Regions from separate parts of the Homo sapiens genome. Here region 2 is linked to region 1. A link is a loop called in an ENCODE intact Hi-C map of the cell type or tissue named here. Cell type or tissue: heart left ventricle. All regions are shown on one strand.

What was found. A loop is a pair of places that touch in the nucleus more often than their neighbours do. Peaks named below come from ENCODE experiments on the same cell type or tissue, not always from the same donor. Only the 100,000 strongest peaks of a DNase experiment are listed, where the experiment ranks them.
Region 2: a loop joins it to region 1, with 2.9 times the contacts of the local background. A loop is called at or near these places in 28 of 110 quality-filtered maps.

What each region holds. Positions count from the first base shown.
Region 1 is chr6:87,150,954-87,158,953 of GRCh38, reverse strand. It overlaps ZNF292 (zinc finger protein 292), which reads right to left and starts at 3,389. Exons shown (of 8, transcript NM_015021.3): 1 at 3,195-3,389. The coding sequence starts at 3,362. It overlaps LOC124901355 (translation initiation factor IF-2-like), which reads left to right and starts at 3,707. Exons shown (of 2, transcript XM_047419630.1): 1 at 3,707-3,978; 2 at 5,652-7,798. The coding sequence starts at 6,566. The coding sequence ends at 7,246. RefSeq lists enhancers at 1,963-2,570, 3,082-3,421, 3,692-3,851, 6,365-6,865, 7,097-7,166 and a silencer at 6,777-6,896. In heart left ventricle, a CTCF peak has its summit at 3,621; DNase peaks (open chromatin) are centred at 2,803, 3,513, 6,663 and 6,773; H3K4me3 peaks cover 5,348 bases; H3K27ac peaks cover 4,318 bases.
Region 2 is chr6:87,468,116-87,476,115 of GRCh38, reverse strand. It overlaps SLC35A1 (solute carrier family 35 member A1), which reads right to left and starts at 3,142. Exons shown (of 8, transcript NM_006416.5): 1 at 3,097-3,142. The coding sequence starts at 3,112. It overlaps LOC124901357 (a long non-coding RNA gene), which reads left to right and starts at 3,171. Exons shown (of 2, transcript XR_007059668.1): 1 at 3,171-3,343; 2 at 3,618-4,666. RefSeq lists enhancers at 2,274-2,373, 2,424-2,593, 2,589-3,495 and a silencer at 3,044-3,183. In heart left ventricle, CTCF peaks have their summits at 2,985 and 3,190; DNase peaks (open chromatin) are centred at 2,765 and 3,165; H3K4me3 peaks cover 1,967 bases; H3K27ac peaks cover 1,329 bases.

The sequences.
Region 1 (8,000 bases):
TGAAGCCCATTAACTTTGACAAACGTTTATTCATCTTTGCCTTCTTGAAGCGTGTGACTATCCCAGTTTTACAGGAAAAGCTTAAACAGAAAAAGTTAAATAATAATCTCAAGGTTAGAAACTAAGACATAATTTCTAGCTCCTAGTATCCCTGGTACTATATTTAGATTGCGCCAATAAATTCTTTAATTGTTAACCATTGCTTCACTCAACTTCGTATCAAAATGCTAGGTGATAATTGCTAAGATACAATTTTATTTTTATTTTTTATTTTTTTGAGACAGGATCTTTCTCTGTCACCCGGGCTGGAGTGTGCACAGTGCACCATCTCTGCTCACTGCAACCTCTGCCTCCCGGGTTCAAATGATCCTCCCACCTCAGCCTCGTAAGTAGCTGGGACTACAGGCACTCGCCACAGCGCCTGGCTAATTTTTTTGATTTGTTTTGTTTTTTGTATTTTTTGTAGAGAAGGGGCCACGCCATGCTGCTCAGGCTCAAGCGATCCGCCCAACTCGGCCTCCCAAACTGCTGGGATTACAGGTGTGAGCCACCTCCACCCCTGTAAATAAACATAAATAAACAATTGTTTCAAGTTACCTCCACTTGACAAGATCACTAACATAAATAGGTTACCTGAGAAACAAAACAAAAAACCCCACCCCAGAAAATGTTCCAGAGGAAATCAGACACACTCTGTATCGTTTCAAATGGAGATTACTTTTAAGTGTATTTAAATTATTCTGAGCTTACAGTGTATGAAATATTTTATAATTTTTGAAATCCACAAATCCAGCATTTGTTTCATTAGTGTTTGATGTTTTTTTGTCAGTAGCATCAATAACAATTTATGTGGCAAGACTAATCACTTAATGAAACTGATATAGGAAATTACTTTCATTCTGATTTTTAAAATGCTGTTTCACTCATTAAAAAACTCAAGTCTGGCGGGACGCGGTGCTCACACCTGTAATCCCAGCACTTTGGGAAACAGAGGTGGGTGGATCACTTGAGGTCAGCAGTTCGAGACCAGCAGTTCGAGACCAGCCTGGCCGACATACAGTGAAACCCCAAACCTCATCTCTACTAAAAACACAAAAATTAGCTGGGCTTGGTGGCGCACGCCTGTAGTCCCAGTTACTTGGGAAGCTGAGGCAGGAAAATCGCTTGAACCCAGGAGATGGAGGCTGCAGTGAGCTGAGATCGCACCACTGCACTCCAGCCCGGGTGACAGAGCAAGACTCCATATCTCAAAAATAAATAAATAAATAAAAATCTTTAAGTGATAACTTTACAACGTCACACACTCACAAAAAAGCGGGGGGGAGTCCAGCTTGCATGAGATTCTATTTTCCCAGAATTATTAATCCTGCTTACAAATACTGCTGACAAAAAAAGAATTTACAGTAATTAGCCTTAAAACTATCAGTGGACACTATTAGGGGAAAATGTCTTTCAGCAAAGCTAGACTTTAATAGTTTTCACTGATTATTATATAAAAACTGATTCGACTTACAAATGAAATACTTCCTATTATGGGTATCTTAGAGAAATTTTTTTATCTCTAAAATAAATCTTTAAAGACCAATTAAGAATGAGTGGGTACTGCAAAGTAGAGAAACTGAGAAATTTCAACAATTTTTAAATATTAAAATTCAAAGGAATGAGACTTTAATTTTGCCACAGGTACTCACCAGACCTATTTACCTAAGTAGGGAGCTTTCACATTGCACATCCTCCTAGACGTCACCACTTGATCTCACAGTTTTTGTTTTTAAGATTATGAACAGCCATCAAATAATTTGTGACAATAAAGTGCATACAGCAACGGAGATTCTTTTGTATGTGATCACGTATCCCCGACATAATAAAGAAAATATTTCAATATTTGGAAGCTAAAAAATAAGTGAAAATGTAATCTACTCAGCTAAAATGGTCAACCATTGTTCTACGTTAAGATCAGTATTTTTCCAAAACGAATTCTCTGTAATGATACACTCACAAGTTAACTCTAAATATGACCTGTGTAAATTGTGTCTTCTTTTTCCTCCTCAAGACAATCAAATCAAAGTCTTCACCAGAGCCAGCAACACTACCTTGAAATTTTAAACCTAAGTGTAAGGCTCGTAATGAAGTGCAAATGTAGTCCCAAACTCTCCGATTTTCACCATGGATGAAATGATTTTCATCACTAGCAAACAGTGTTATTAACATTCCAAATTCTGGTTAGAATGCAGTCACTGGTGAGCAGTGCCCTTGGGCAAGCAAAGAAAAGATTTGAAACTACCCAAAGCACAGATCCACATGAACCTCAGTCTTCTCCCACTTCATCAGGAAGCCAAATAGGAAGGACTCCAAGAAACAGGGGTGAGGGGGTGATCGGGACAGAAAGGATAGTGGAAATCATACTCCTCGAAGGGCGAAAGCAAATGAGAAACGGACTCTGGAAAAACCGCCCCAAAAGGACACTCAACCTGAGACAGATGTACAGGCACAGCTCCTCTACACTAAGGAGATAAAGCTTTACCACAGAAGTGATGCACCAAGCAAGCAAGTATGGGCAGGAGGGGACAACCTCCGCCAAGCACCCCCTCCCGAACGTCTAGCTCAACTAGAAGGGGTCGGCGGGGACTGCTCCTCCGAACATCAACAAAGGCCCCTTCAGTCCTAAGGCGAAACTCGAACAACAAAGGCCCGGAGACAGCCAGGACAGGGCCGGGGCTGGGGGGCGGGACGGATGAAAGCAGGGGAAGGCAAAGGAATCAAACCAGTGGGGGCGGAGGCCCGTCGGAGTGGGAAGCAGAGGCGCAGAGGCGGGAGGCGCGGTAATCCCCAGTGCACAATAAAAGGAGGAGGAGGAAGAGAACCTGGCCTCCATTCTCCTACTCTCTCCAATCCGCACCGTGTACATTTCCTCAGCCGCGGGGACCGCGCAGTCCCGAGTTCAGGGAAGGAAAGGGGAGGGGGGATTTTCCGCCTTGACCGCAACTCCCTTCCCCCAGCCAGGAGCTGCAGACGACAACAACCGCCACAACTGCAGCCACACAAAGGCGCCTTCCTTCTACTCCCGCTCCCACCCAGGCGGAGGCGCCGATGATGCCAAGGAAGCGGCGACCACCTCTCGGCCGCCTAGCGCTCGCTCGCCCTCTTCCCCCTCTAGCTGGGGAAAGGGGGAGGGGACCACCGGGCGCCCTCACCTGGCACAGCTGCTGACAGTAGTCGGTGGCCGCTTCCACGGCCGGTACCCGGCTCTCCCGCAGCTGTAGCTCCAGCTCCTGGAGCCGCTCGCCCAGGCGCTGCAGCTCCGCGACGCAGCCGCCTTCGCCGCAACTCAACCTCTCCTGCTCGGCCTCTTCGTCCGCCATCTTCACACCCCGCTCCGTCGCGTACGCACCTGGGTCACGTGATAACACAATGCCACGTTCGGCGGGGTCACGTGCCGGGCGCGCTTGCACGGCGCCGAGCACGTACAAAGGGCCCGATGGGGAAGATATGGGGGTGGGGAGAGTGGCGCGAGAGAGCCCGAGGGAGGTGAAGGCAAGGGGAAAGGAGAAGGGCGGGGTTGGGGCGGTGCGGAAAACGGCGGTTTACTTACCCCGAGCGGGAAGTGGGCAGCAGCGGCCGAAAGGGGCGGGCTGGTGAAGGCCTGCTCTCGGTCACGTGGGCGCCGCGACGGGAAAAAGCCTAGGGAGGGGCGACCCTCTCCGGCGTCCCGATCCCGGCGTGGCTTTCCCCAGTCCACGAAGTCTTCTACGGACATATCCTCCTGTTCCCCAAGAGGATGGCACAGGGAGAGTTCTGAGTGGTCTCGGGCAATGGCTGCATTTGCTGTTGGCCTGTAAGCAGGCCAGAAGCAGAGGAAGAGAGAGAAGGTAAAACCCGCCCATGGACCGCAAGCGTGAGAGCCAAGGCAGGACTATGAACTGTCAAAATTGTCTCTGACTTCTCACCAGGCCGGAGAGGAGGGATCTAGTGCGTGAGGTACCAGATCTCGTCTCACTTGACTCTCCTCCTCTTCAGCACCAAGAACGCCTGTCCCCTGGAAACACATTCTCTAGGGGGTGGAGGCAACAAAGGAAAAGAACAATTGGGTCAGAGCAGAATGAGGTTCAATCCTCAGTCTGGAGAACGGAGCAAATTCATGAAAAGCATAGTTTAAAAGAAGTCAGAATATGAACAGACCAGATGACTTTTAAACCACGAAAACATTTCTAGAATAAGTGATAACTAACTACTCTGTTTCACCGTGATTTAGACTCTACTACACTCTACAGAAATCACCAACAATGACAACAGGCTATATATGAAAGCTATTGAAAAGAAAGTAGGTCAAGGAAAAAAAAAACACCAATAAGGACTCCATTAAAAATCATAACGGAGGAGAGGAAATTGATGCTAAAATAAAACAATATTGTCGAGAATTATTATAAATATCTACAGCATTTTTTTTTCCTAATGCTACAAATAGAGGTAGCATTCTGAACCACATTTTACTTACAAGCTGAAAAGAATTAATACTTGGCACTTGAACAAAAGAGTAGAAGAGGTGCTACAAAAATCCAAGAGCTTAACCCTAAAGTTCTTAATAAAACTAATATTTTTTTTACCGTTAGAGCATTAGACAAAAGACCTATCTCTCTTGCAACTGAATAGTCTACAGAAATTTAGAAACAATGATATTGATGAGGCACCCAGTCTTTTCATTTACTCTGAGTGAAGTATATTTTTTTAGTACAAGGATCTAAAATAAAAATACTTCCCATTGTGGGCAGCGTCCTCTTCAAAAGATTTCTAGTAATTAATGGAAAGTGTTCTACATACTATGTTGTCCAGAATAAATGTTTTATAACGCATCAGTGATGGTGATGTTTTTAAAGCGGCATTATATAAGGTGACCAGGCACAGTTAAACCCCTTATGAAAAACAGTATCAGTTAATATTACATATTAACAAGGTAGAATCTTCAAATGTTTAATCTTCAAATGTTTACTCATGGAAGAGACTGGGAAGTACATTCAAAGGCTGAGAAGAGAGGATATAATAGTATCACTGAGTTGAAAAAGGAACAATTAAGGCAGCTAATGATTTTTAATATTTTCAGTTCACTTTCCCAAGTTAAGTATTTTAGATACCCAAACCAGGTTTCACCAGTTTATGTTATCTTAGGATTCCAGTGAAAAAATGCAAAAAGGGAAATATGAGGTTAGCCAAATGTACCCGTAAATCCAAGGTAAGGTATCACAGGTTAGCAAGCTCATTTCCACTTCAAGTATAATGGTTTACACCACACCTAATCTATAGAAAGAAAGAAAAAATGGGGGTTGAGGGGTGGGAGACATATATATCCAGATATTGATTTTTAAGAGAATTGCCTGATAATGTAGGTCATTCCTACCTCTTGCACATAACAACCCTAAAACTATGGAGACTTGATTAGCAAATTGATTCTGAGCACCATTACTATCTGGTAAATGTCCATCAGCATGGATGGCCATGTCTTTATGTTTATTTAGTATCTGTGAACCCTATGTCCACATTCCTCCATTTCTTCTCCTTTGCACACACATAGAAATATTTAGAGCCTACAGGAAATGTAAGGATTGGGGGTGAGTGGTGTAATTAACACTCATTTATTGTGTACTTGATATTTGCAGGCACTACTTGGTTTGGGACAAGTCAGAGGCGAATAAAAGCTCTTCCTGCCTTGAAGAAGCTTACAGTTTTGTGGGAAAATGATCTGCAATGGGAATACATACGATATGACAAATGTTCTATTATGAAAATGCATGCCTGTATTCAACTTAGAACATCAAAGTAATCTCAGATACTAACAAGAATGTCCAACGAATCTCTACATAAGTGCAGGCTTTTTTTTTTTTTTTTTTTTTTAATGAGAAGGATTGAAAATACTATCCCGTGACAGGTCAACCTTGTCTTGGAAATCTCAGAAATCTCAATCTTATCCATAGAAAAGTCATGACTTCTGTGCTTATGTCCATTTGTTCTTTAAATACCAAACTGTCAGCTCATAGGAACCATTTACACACACACACTGACACACACACAAACACGCACACCCCTACTTACTGAGATGTTCCTGGGGAGATTCGAAGACCTGTTCCATTGAGAAAACAAGAATAAGCCCCTGGGGCAAAAGACTCCGCGTCTCTGGGGAACTCAGTATCCGCGCCGCGAGCACCCATGCCCATTTTGAACACAACGCGACTGCTAAGGACGTGGTGTAATCATATGGACCTTCACTCCCAAGAGACTCGATTTCAGAGAAAATCTGGGAGACAAATTTAGATCCCTACCCGCACCCACGCGATCAATAAAGCTGGGGAGACCTTTGGGGGAGGGGACAGATGTGCTTGCATCCGGGCCGTGCGTGCCTGCTTCACGGGTTTTCCGGGCAGCACCGGCCCGCACACGCCGGTGCACTCTTTTTCTGGAATTCTTGAAATAGCCGGGCCTGAGGACAGTAAGGGAGCTGAGTTGTGTCTGCTACAGACAAGCGGCGCAGAGCCTGGGGGCCAAGCCAGGGATGCAGGGAGCGCGGCGTTAGCGGATGACGGATAGCTCAGGGCTAAGGCCTGGCAGGTCCTTCCTACCCCCGACCCAGTACACCCCGCAGCCCCGCCCTCGCCCCAGCACGCGAGGTGAAAGCGCGAGGCCCGGGGATGGCGGAGAGCGTGCGCCACTATCGGGGCGCTGTCTCTTGCCCCGCTCTCGCCCTGGGCCGGAGAACGGAGAAGGTCCGCAGGCCTCGGGCCACGGAGGGCACCAGATCGGTCCGCTCTGCTCCGCTAACCCAGCCTGCGCCCCTCCACCCCGCCAAGGCCCTGCTGGGCGCTGCGCCGGTTGCTCGCGTCCTCTGTTGTCGCGGAGCCGCCGCCGCCGCCGCCCGCGAACCAGCAACGCCGACACCCAGCAGTTGCAGGCCCGGCGTTTGCCGCCGCGGTTTTTCCACCCAGCACTGAGGATCAAGCCCGCTGTAGCCTGGCTGCGACTCCCCGCTTGGGAGCAGAGGCCGCCAGGGGCCTCCAGGCCGAGAGATTCTGGAGCCTTTCCAGGGCGCGGCGGGGAGCGGGGCCTCCGGAAACCCACCCCGGGGATGCTGGAGTCTGTCCTGCAGAGGCCGTGGCGCGGGCACTGCTGCCTGATTTCGAAGAGGCTCCATCAACCTACTCTCTTCCAAAGGGCTGGGCAGCCCAGCCACAGACAGGCAGCCTCTGGATCTCAGAAGTGAGGGACGGAGTCTATCCTGGGTTTGGTCCAGTAGAAACCCCCCACCCCCACCCCCAGAGTCTGGGAACCAGTGCTGTGCCCACAGATGCAAAGAGAAAGAGCATGGGTTAAAGCGCTATTGGGATCGGTTAGACACCACACTTTTCCAAGGAAGACATTTTCTTCGAGAGGAACAGCAAAAGGAGTCAATATAATGTTAAAAATATTAAGGCAGGTGCTGTGCCACATGTTGAAGTGATTCCAAAAGCAGAGAAAACATGGGACTCACATTTAAGAGGATTAATTGTAGCCTTTGAGTTTTTCCCAGAAAAAAAAAAAAGGCTAGCATATATATTTTCATATATTTATATGAACAGGTAATTAAATAAGGAGGGATTTTAAAAAATTGTCTATTTGGATATCGTTTTCCTTTCCATTTGAGGAAAAGCCAAATGCAAATAAGGAGAATAATATTTAAAGAACATGCTTTTAATAGAGCCTCAATTATCCTTCTAATTTAACCAAGATGAAAATAATTGTGAAATAAAGCAAAATAAAATCTTGGAAGCATAAATGTGTTATACATTGTTCTTTTGTTTGTTTGTTTGAGACGGAGTCTCACTCTGTCTCCCTAGGCTGGAGTGCAGTGGCGCGATCTCTGCTCACTGCAACTTCTGTCTCCCGGGCTCAAGCGATTCCCCTGCCTCAGCCTCCCAAGTAGCTGGGATTACAGGCACCCACCAACACACCAGGCAAATTTTTGTATTTTTAGTAGA
Region 2 (8,000 bases), 320 kb before region 1:
AGAGCCTGTCCAAGACCTTTGGTAAAACCATAAGCAGTGGGTACCAAGTCTCCCTCATACTTCCTTATTCCCAGACCTGCTCGGGTACTGCCATCACCCAAGGATCAAACTATTTCTACTTTCCTCACCCACCTCCCACCTATTGTCCCCCAGTTCCCCTTCACCTCCATTCAAATCTTTAGGCTCAAGGTTAAACAGGGATCAGCAAATTTTTCTGCAAAGGGCCAGAAACAAATATTTTAGGCTTTCCAGAGCCATACTTTGACAACTCCAGGTTAAGAACCAGAAGGACACCAGGTGACTCCAGCCTGCTACTTTAACTACATTATATGCTAAGTAAGATTTTGTTCACTGCTTTGGGAGCCTAATCACAATTCAAAGATAGTTTTCATAGGGAAATAAAACAGGAGTTTCAAACAGATTATCTTTAGATACAGTATGGTTGGATCTTACAAGGAAACAGGTTCTTCAATATAAATATTTTCCCGAGTGCATTAAAGAATATTTTCTGAATTGTAGGCAATTTTTAAAAACCATATCAGGTTTTAAATAAAAAGTAAAACAGAAGAAATAGTTTTTAACTGCTTAAACTTTCTTTCCAAAAGATCTGAGGAGCCAAAAAATCAGTGTTTATATAAAAGGAAGTGAAGGAGATCACTATAATACTTCCTTTGTTCTAAAACTTTCCTACACAAGGGAAGAAATATGACTTCAAAAATATACAGCAATAACCTTTAATCAGTAGAAGAGAAGGCACTTCCCATCTTCTAGATAAAGGGTGAACAAACTATATATGTCGCCAGTTTACATGAGGCCTGTGAACTCACGATTGTTTTACATTTTTAAATGGTTGATAAAAAATGTAATAACATCTTGTGATATGTGAAAATTGCAGGAAATTCAAATTCTAGTGTCCATGAATAGTTTTATTAGAACATAGCCATGCTCATTTGTTTCTAAATTATCCAGGCTACTTTTTTTTCCCTACAACAGCAGATCTGAGTAGTTATGACAAGAGACTATCCAGCCCTTCACAGGAAAAGTTTGCCATCTCATGTCCTAGATTATCAACACTTTCATAAATAAGAGAAGTTAGGGCTGATAAACTAAAAAGTACTTTATTTTAGCTACTGTACAGGTTCCTGATTCCAAAAACAACAAAGTGAATATTTAAACACTAAACCAAATATTGATAGCCTACAAACATATTCTGACTTATAATATTGTCATTAACTTGAAAAAATACCTTTTTGCATAGTGAGTATATGGGAATATATATTATATTCTTGAAAATAACTACTGATCTAAGTGGAAGGGTAATCAAATAAGTTTAGGTATGTGCAAAACAGATTGGGCTTTGACATGGAATACCAGTTTTTAAACGTATTTCAACTTTTAAATACTAAATGTTTTTAAGTACGATTTTCTCTGGCAGTTTAACATCAGACCAAACTATTTCTTGTTCACTCCATTCACAAATTCTCCAGTATAAAACTTCAGTTATTAGCAATTTCAATTATTTCAGGGTAACAGCAAAAGTCCATATGTAATCACTTCAAATTGGGCAAATAATTCAAATCACACCCAATGCCAGTAACTATAAAGCTAGCCCACAACTCAACTGGCAGCCACATCTTAACCCTGCATTGTTCCCTGCTTCTCACGAAATTCTATTAGCTCCCATATAGTGTTTGTGTGGAAATGTCCCCCAAAAGAAACTTACAGTTTAAAATGTTTTTTTTCGGTTATGTTTTACTATAGTTTATGGGGACATTATTTGTAATACTTAAGAACTTAGAAATTCTGTAAGTCCCAGATAAATCCTTTGTGGATATTCGGAAACTATGGAAACTGTAGTTTTGTTAGGATTACAATCAAGGCTCAACAAATATGTATTGGCAATAAGCCTAAACCTTTACATTGTTGCAGCTATTTCAAGTAATGATTTGACTTCTGTAATTTATAAGTTTTCGTTCGGATCAATTTTGCTATCCCCATTCCATTTTAGTTATCAAAACAATTCTATTTCTTTTTCTTTTATTTCCTGTGTTGCTACAAAAAAAGGCTTTTAAGATTGGACTTATTTGAAATGAAACAGAAAGAAGACATAAGAGAAGCATATGCAACTAAAGACAATGCCCCTGGGCAGGGCCTGATGAGAAACATGGACCCCGCAACAGGGAAAATAACTTGAAACCCACGCAAGAAGATATTCCTTATGTATTCGTTCAATATTTATTCAAGGGTGAAGCCAAGTGCTCTATGGAGGAAGGGTGGAGCAAGAATCCGGGTGTTGCCCAACTTCTCCTGGTTAATGCACCACAGTCAAAGAATCCACCTCTGGTCCCAACTTACACACACTGCTCAGCAAAAAGTGGTGCGGAGTCAATTAGACTCGCCCTCCTTAAATGTCAATTAGTCAACAAATACGCCTTCACCCGAATGTGCCATCCCTCAGGAGGAGGGAGGTGGATCTCAGCTTCCACCCCAAATAGCAGCATACAGCATTCTCTATAATTACACACAGCATACAGGTGGGAACTGTTAACGACTGTTATCTTCCTTTCGTTACGATTTCAGTGCTGTTTTGACGCCCCAGTGATGTCTTTAGTGGTTGTTGCATGGCCCAGCCGCCGCATGGGATCTGCGCCCGGAGCCTGCCTTTAAGCCTCTGAGCATCCACAGGGTAGGAGGCGCAGAGGAGACCGGAGCCGCGGGGCCAGGGTGAAGAACTGTCCTGCCTCGCTGGGTAATGCGGTCCAGCCCCGGACCCACGCCCTGGCCTCTCTCCGGGTCCGCCGCAGCCCCGGCCTGTCAGAATTCGGTTCCCACCCACTCCCAGCTAGTGGAGGTCAGTGCGGTCTCTGACTCCGACCTGCCCAGCGCGGAGTCAGCCGCGGAGACTGCAGCCGCAGCGGAAGGCAGGCTGCCCTGACTGCCGGGAGCGGCTCCACGCAAACTCCTGACGCCTCAGCCAGGCCCCAGAGGCACTGGGCAACCAGGGTGCTCCGCTGCCCGACAGGGGCTGACCAGCGCAGATGCTCGCCCGCCGCCGCCCCCCGCGGACTCCCCACTCCCAGCAGACCCAGTTCTCACCTCTCGGGGCAGCCATGGTTCCCCGACAGCCCCCCGCGGAACTGACGCCCGCCCCCTCCGCGCCCCCGCGCAGGACACCGGGGACCGCCCCTTGTGGTCATAGAGACGAAGCCGCTCGGCCTAGAGCGCCTCGCCGGCCTCCCGGTCGGCCACGCACTAAAACTGGGCTCAGGAATCCAAGCTACACCCCAAAATGGGGAGAACGCGGATCGAAGGGAGGCCTTCCCGGCCGCGTCCTAGGTGACAGGTGTGTGAAATTCGGTTGGGGAGGTAGTTCTGTAAACTGCGTCTCCCCGCCAGCTAAGGAAGTTGAGTGAAGGGAGCGTTGCCGTCTGGGAATCGTAGTCCTCACAAAGGCGTGAGTAGGCGGCAAATAAGGATTTGGGTTTAGCCTTGGGGATTCACTCCTGTCAAAGCTGTTAGAGAAGCTCCCAGAACTCGTAAAGTAACAGAAACTACTTGCGGCAACATTTGTAACTTCCACCTGGCTCATTATCTTCCACTGTTACCTTGTGTTCTAGATAAGTTATAATTTATTCTACATATCGTTCAGAAGTCTTGTGCCTGTTCCATATCGTCAGCAGTCATCGGTTGTATTTACCCAGCCAGGCATTCTAACTAATGATCTTCGCACAACAAAACGGCCTTTAAAAAATCAGATGTATCGGCCGGGCGTGGTGGCTCACGCCTGTAATCCCAGCACTTTGGGAAGTCGAGGCAGATGGATCACCTAAGGTCAGGAGTTCGAGACCAGCCTGGCCAATATGGCGAAACCCCGTCTTTACTAAAAATACAAAAAATTAGCCGGGCGTGGTGGCGCGCACCGGTAATCCCAGCTACTCAGGAGGCCGAAGCGGGAGAATCACTTGAACCCGGGAGATTGCAGTGAGCCGAGATTGCGCCCCTGCACTCCAGCCTGGGCGACACAGCGAGACTTCGTCTCAAAAAACAAAAAAAATTAGATATATCAACAGGCATTTTAACCACTATAATCTCCACTTTCACTAGGGGATGTTAATTAGCTATCATAATTGATATTAGAAATAATTCATTGGTGAAATAAATGATGTTCAAGATATGTGGATTGGTTTAAAATAATATGAAAATACCTCAGCACTTACAGGAATAGGGATGCAAGATTCTGAGCTGCCCAGCAGCCCACACCTTCTGCAGCATGTTCTTTCCCCAAAATTGTCCTTTTAGAGGGTTGGTTGTATACCATTGTCTTGTTAAATATACATATAGATATATCTGGTCTGTTAACATTGTTGGAACATTTTGCATGCCTTATTAGCATCATATTAATATTGGGAGGGGCTCCCAGGAGACCAGAGTTGACTTTGTAGAGGCAGACATTTGATTAATCTCATTTTGCAATAGTGTTGGACTTTTCCTCTACCTGGTAGTAAGTGTGCTCACTGGTGCTAATCTTCCCTTATTGTAATTGATACAGTTTCCACTAGTAGAATTATTCAGTTCTCTACTGTGTATGTACTTATGCATACATTTAAACAATATTCATATATGTACGTGAAATTAATTTTAAAAATTAAAAATATTATATCATATAGTCCTTCGTTTTACAGCTACTGCTTTGTATGGTTTATCTTGTCCCATTTTGGACTATCATTATAGTGTCAGCTTACATCAATTAAGTATAATTTCTAAATGCTCAATTTGTTCCAAAAGGCACTTGTAAGCCTGCCTCTGTTTTCAAGTCTGCACCAGCTGTTTTTACTTTTTTTTTTTTTTTGTCTTTTTTTCTTCTTGTAGAGATTGTGGGTGGGGGCGTCTCACTTTGTTGCCCAGGCTAGTTCTCGAACTCCCCACCTAAAACAATCCTCCCACCTCAGCCCCCCAAAGTTCTGGGATTACAGGTGTGAACCACCACACCTGGCCTGCACTAGCTTTTTGAAGCATGTTTTAATTTCTGGCAACAAGAGGTTTTGTTTTTTCCTGTCCTAGGTGGTAGAATCAACTAGGAACTATCATTCCTTCTGGTGAGGAAGCGCATTTTACACACACACACATGCACACACACGCACACGCACACACACACACACACAGAGATCCCAATTAAAGTGGTGGGTCAAATGTTGCTGAGCCATTTTTGTGGCATTTCTGGTTCACATAACATCATGCTGTTGAATCCTACTTTTCTTATACATTTTCATTGCCTCAAAAGACTATTATACTTCACTGGCATCAAACTTAACTAGATTTTCATGCCTCTTTGTCCTAACCCAGTTAGCCCAATACCAACAGGACAAATCTGCCAAACTATAGTCTGACAAAGTTGAGCTTACTGATGCCTTCTGATATAAAGTGGGTATTTGTCCCTGCCCAGATGTGATGTTGAATTGTAATCCTCAATGTTGGAGGTGGGGCCTGGTGGGAGCTCTGGATCATGAGGACAGAACCCTCAAGAATGGCTTGGGCCATCGCCTTGGTGATAAGTGAGCTCTTGCTCTGAGTTCACAGGTGATCTGGTGTTTTAAAAGTCTCTCTCTCTCTTTCTCTCTCTCTCCTGCTCTGGCCATGTGATGTGCCTGCTCCCACTTCGCCTTCCACCATGAGTAAAAGCTACCTGAGGCCTACCCAGAAGCATATGCCAGCACTGTGTTTCCTGTACAGGCTGCAGAATCATGAGCCAATTAAACCTATTTTCTTATGCATTACTCAGGCTCAGGTATTTCTTTATAGCACTGCAAGAACCACCTAAAACACATTCCAATGAGGGAAACTGAACACCAGAGGTATCTCAGGAAACAAAAAAGATAAATTTATAGAATTTTAGGGAAGGATGGGATTAGGTGAAATTTAAAGGAAGCAGTGTTTGATAAACTCAAAGCAGGACTATATGTATCCAATAGGGACTGTAGAACAGTCTCAGGATCCTGTTTCTTGAAAACTACAAAGTTACCATAGATGTGGAATGTTGTATTCAGGAGCCCCTTAATTGAGGCTGCTTCTTTGTATGAAAATGATGTAGATCCCCCCAAGCAAAAGTAGGGTGTTTCATTCTTACTGATGTAATTTCAAGCAGCAAGTTTTCCTAGAGTATATGATTTTAGAGAACAAAGTTTTTCAGTGAATTAGAAAGCAAACACTCAAAGAAGGGCCTTGCTATTATACTTTATAGTGTCAGCATATACTTAGTTATTTCCCATTAACTTTGCAGCAGGGTTTACCTGGGTTTGTTATCCCAGCTCAATTAATGACCAAGCAGCTATTTACAGTCTTACTCTGAACTAATTTTTACTTTCTCACTCTGAATTATCCTCAGTCTTGGAGGAAAAAAATATTGATTTAATGTCTTTCTTTCATGTGTGCCTAGTTTTCCTTACAACTCTGGTTAGAGAAAGCAGCAGCAATCCTTAACATATGAGATACAAGCCCCTGTGCCTGATAAGATAACCTTACAGTGCTTCAAGCAGCCATTGCTAATGCCACTTGAGTCCCTAATGATTTCTGATTGTCACTAGAAAACTACAGTATTTGCCTCAATCCCCTGCTCTCTTCCATTTCCTGCTCATGTATCAGAGCTACCCTAGTCTCAATGATGTATATAAAAAGAAGCCCAGTACTGTATCCATTGGTAATAAAGTAAAAGTATGAACTTAATTAAATAAAAAGGCTGTGAGGAAGCAAATACCAAAAGGCTTAAGGAGGTTATAATTGAATTCAAATATGGTAGCTATATAATAGATTATTAAATGTGGTAATGTTTAAAGAATAGTAAGCAGTTAACCATAAAGAACATATATAGATATAGATACCAAAAGAAAATTATTTCCCTGACAGTTTAAGCATATTTCTTTCATTGTGCTATTAAGCATCCAAAACCTATTTGCTAAGTTATTGTTTTTATTTTATTTATTTTTATTTTTTGAGACAGAGTCTTGCATTGTTGCCTGGGCTGGAGTCTAATGGCACAATCTTGGCTCACTGCAACCTCCGCCTCCAGGGTTCATGCAATTCTCCTGCCTCAGCTTCCTGAGTAGCTGGGATTACAGGCACACACCACCACACCCAGCTAATTTTTTGTATTTTTAGTAGGGACGGGGTTTCACTATATTGGCCAAACTGGTCTCAAACTCCTGACTTCCTGATCTGCTGCCTCAGCCTCCCAAGTTATTGTTATTTTAAAGCAATTATTTCCTACAGTATAATATGACTAAAAAGCCAATAATTGTCACATTTTATAATTGATAAAAGGATACAGGGAGATAATGTAAAATTCAATGTCTGGATTAGGAATTAAACATGAGTAATAATCATGTGTATCCAGACATTTCATATTTGAGCTTAACTATCCCTTGCCTCTCTTTTCTTTTTTCATTACCGTAATCCCTCTTTCCTTTTCCTGCCAGTCACTGATGGTTTGTACCTATTTCTACCATTTTATGCTTGCTTTGCATCAATGGTATTTCCACTCAAGCCAACTCTAGGAAAAGAGAGTTTGACAATTGCCTACTCCACTGATAACTCTAATCCATCATCCTCTTTTGTTATTCACCATTTTTTGAAAGTCATAATGTGCCAAGCATTATTCTAGGCATTAACTGAGGGCTAGAAAACAAAAAGTGCAGAAAAATGGGCAAGGGGGTACAATAGACCTGAAACATTGGAGAATCTCTATTCTCTTAGCTAAGATTGACATGGCACTTACCAGGTAAGTGCTTTTTATGTGTTAACTTATTTAATCCTTATGACAACCCAATCAATGAATTTGGAACTATTATTATCTCATTTTTATGATACAGAAACTGCAGCAGAGAGGTGTTAAGTGGTACAGCTGGTAAGTAGAAGAGCTAGACTTTTCTTCCATGATCACAGAGCTTACTTTACATCTTTTTTCTATTCTTCTGACTGCTACTCTGTCTTATTTTGTCTTCTCTTCC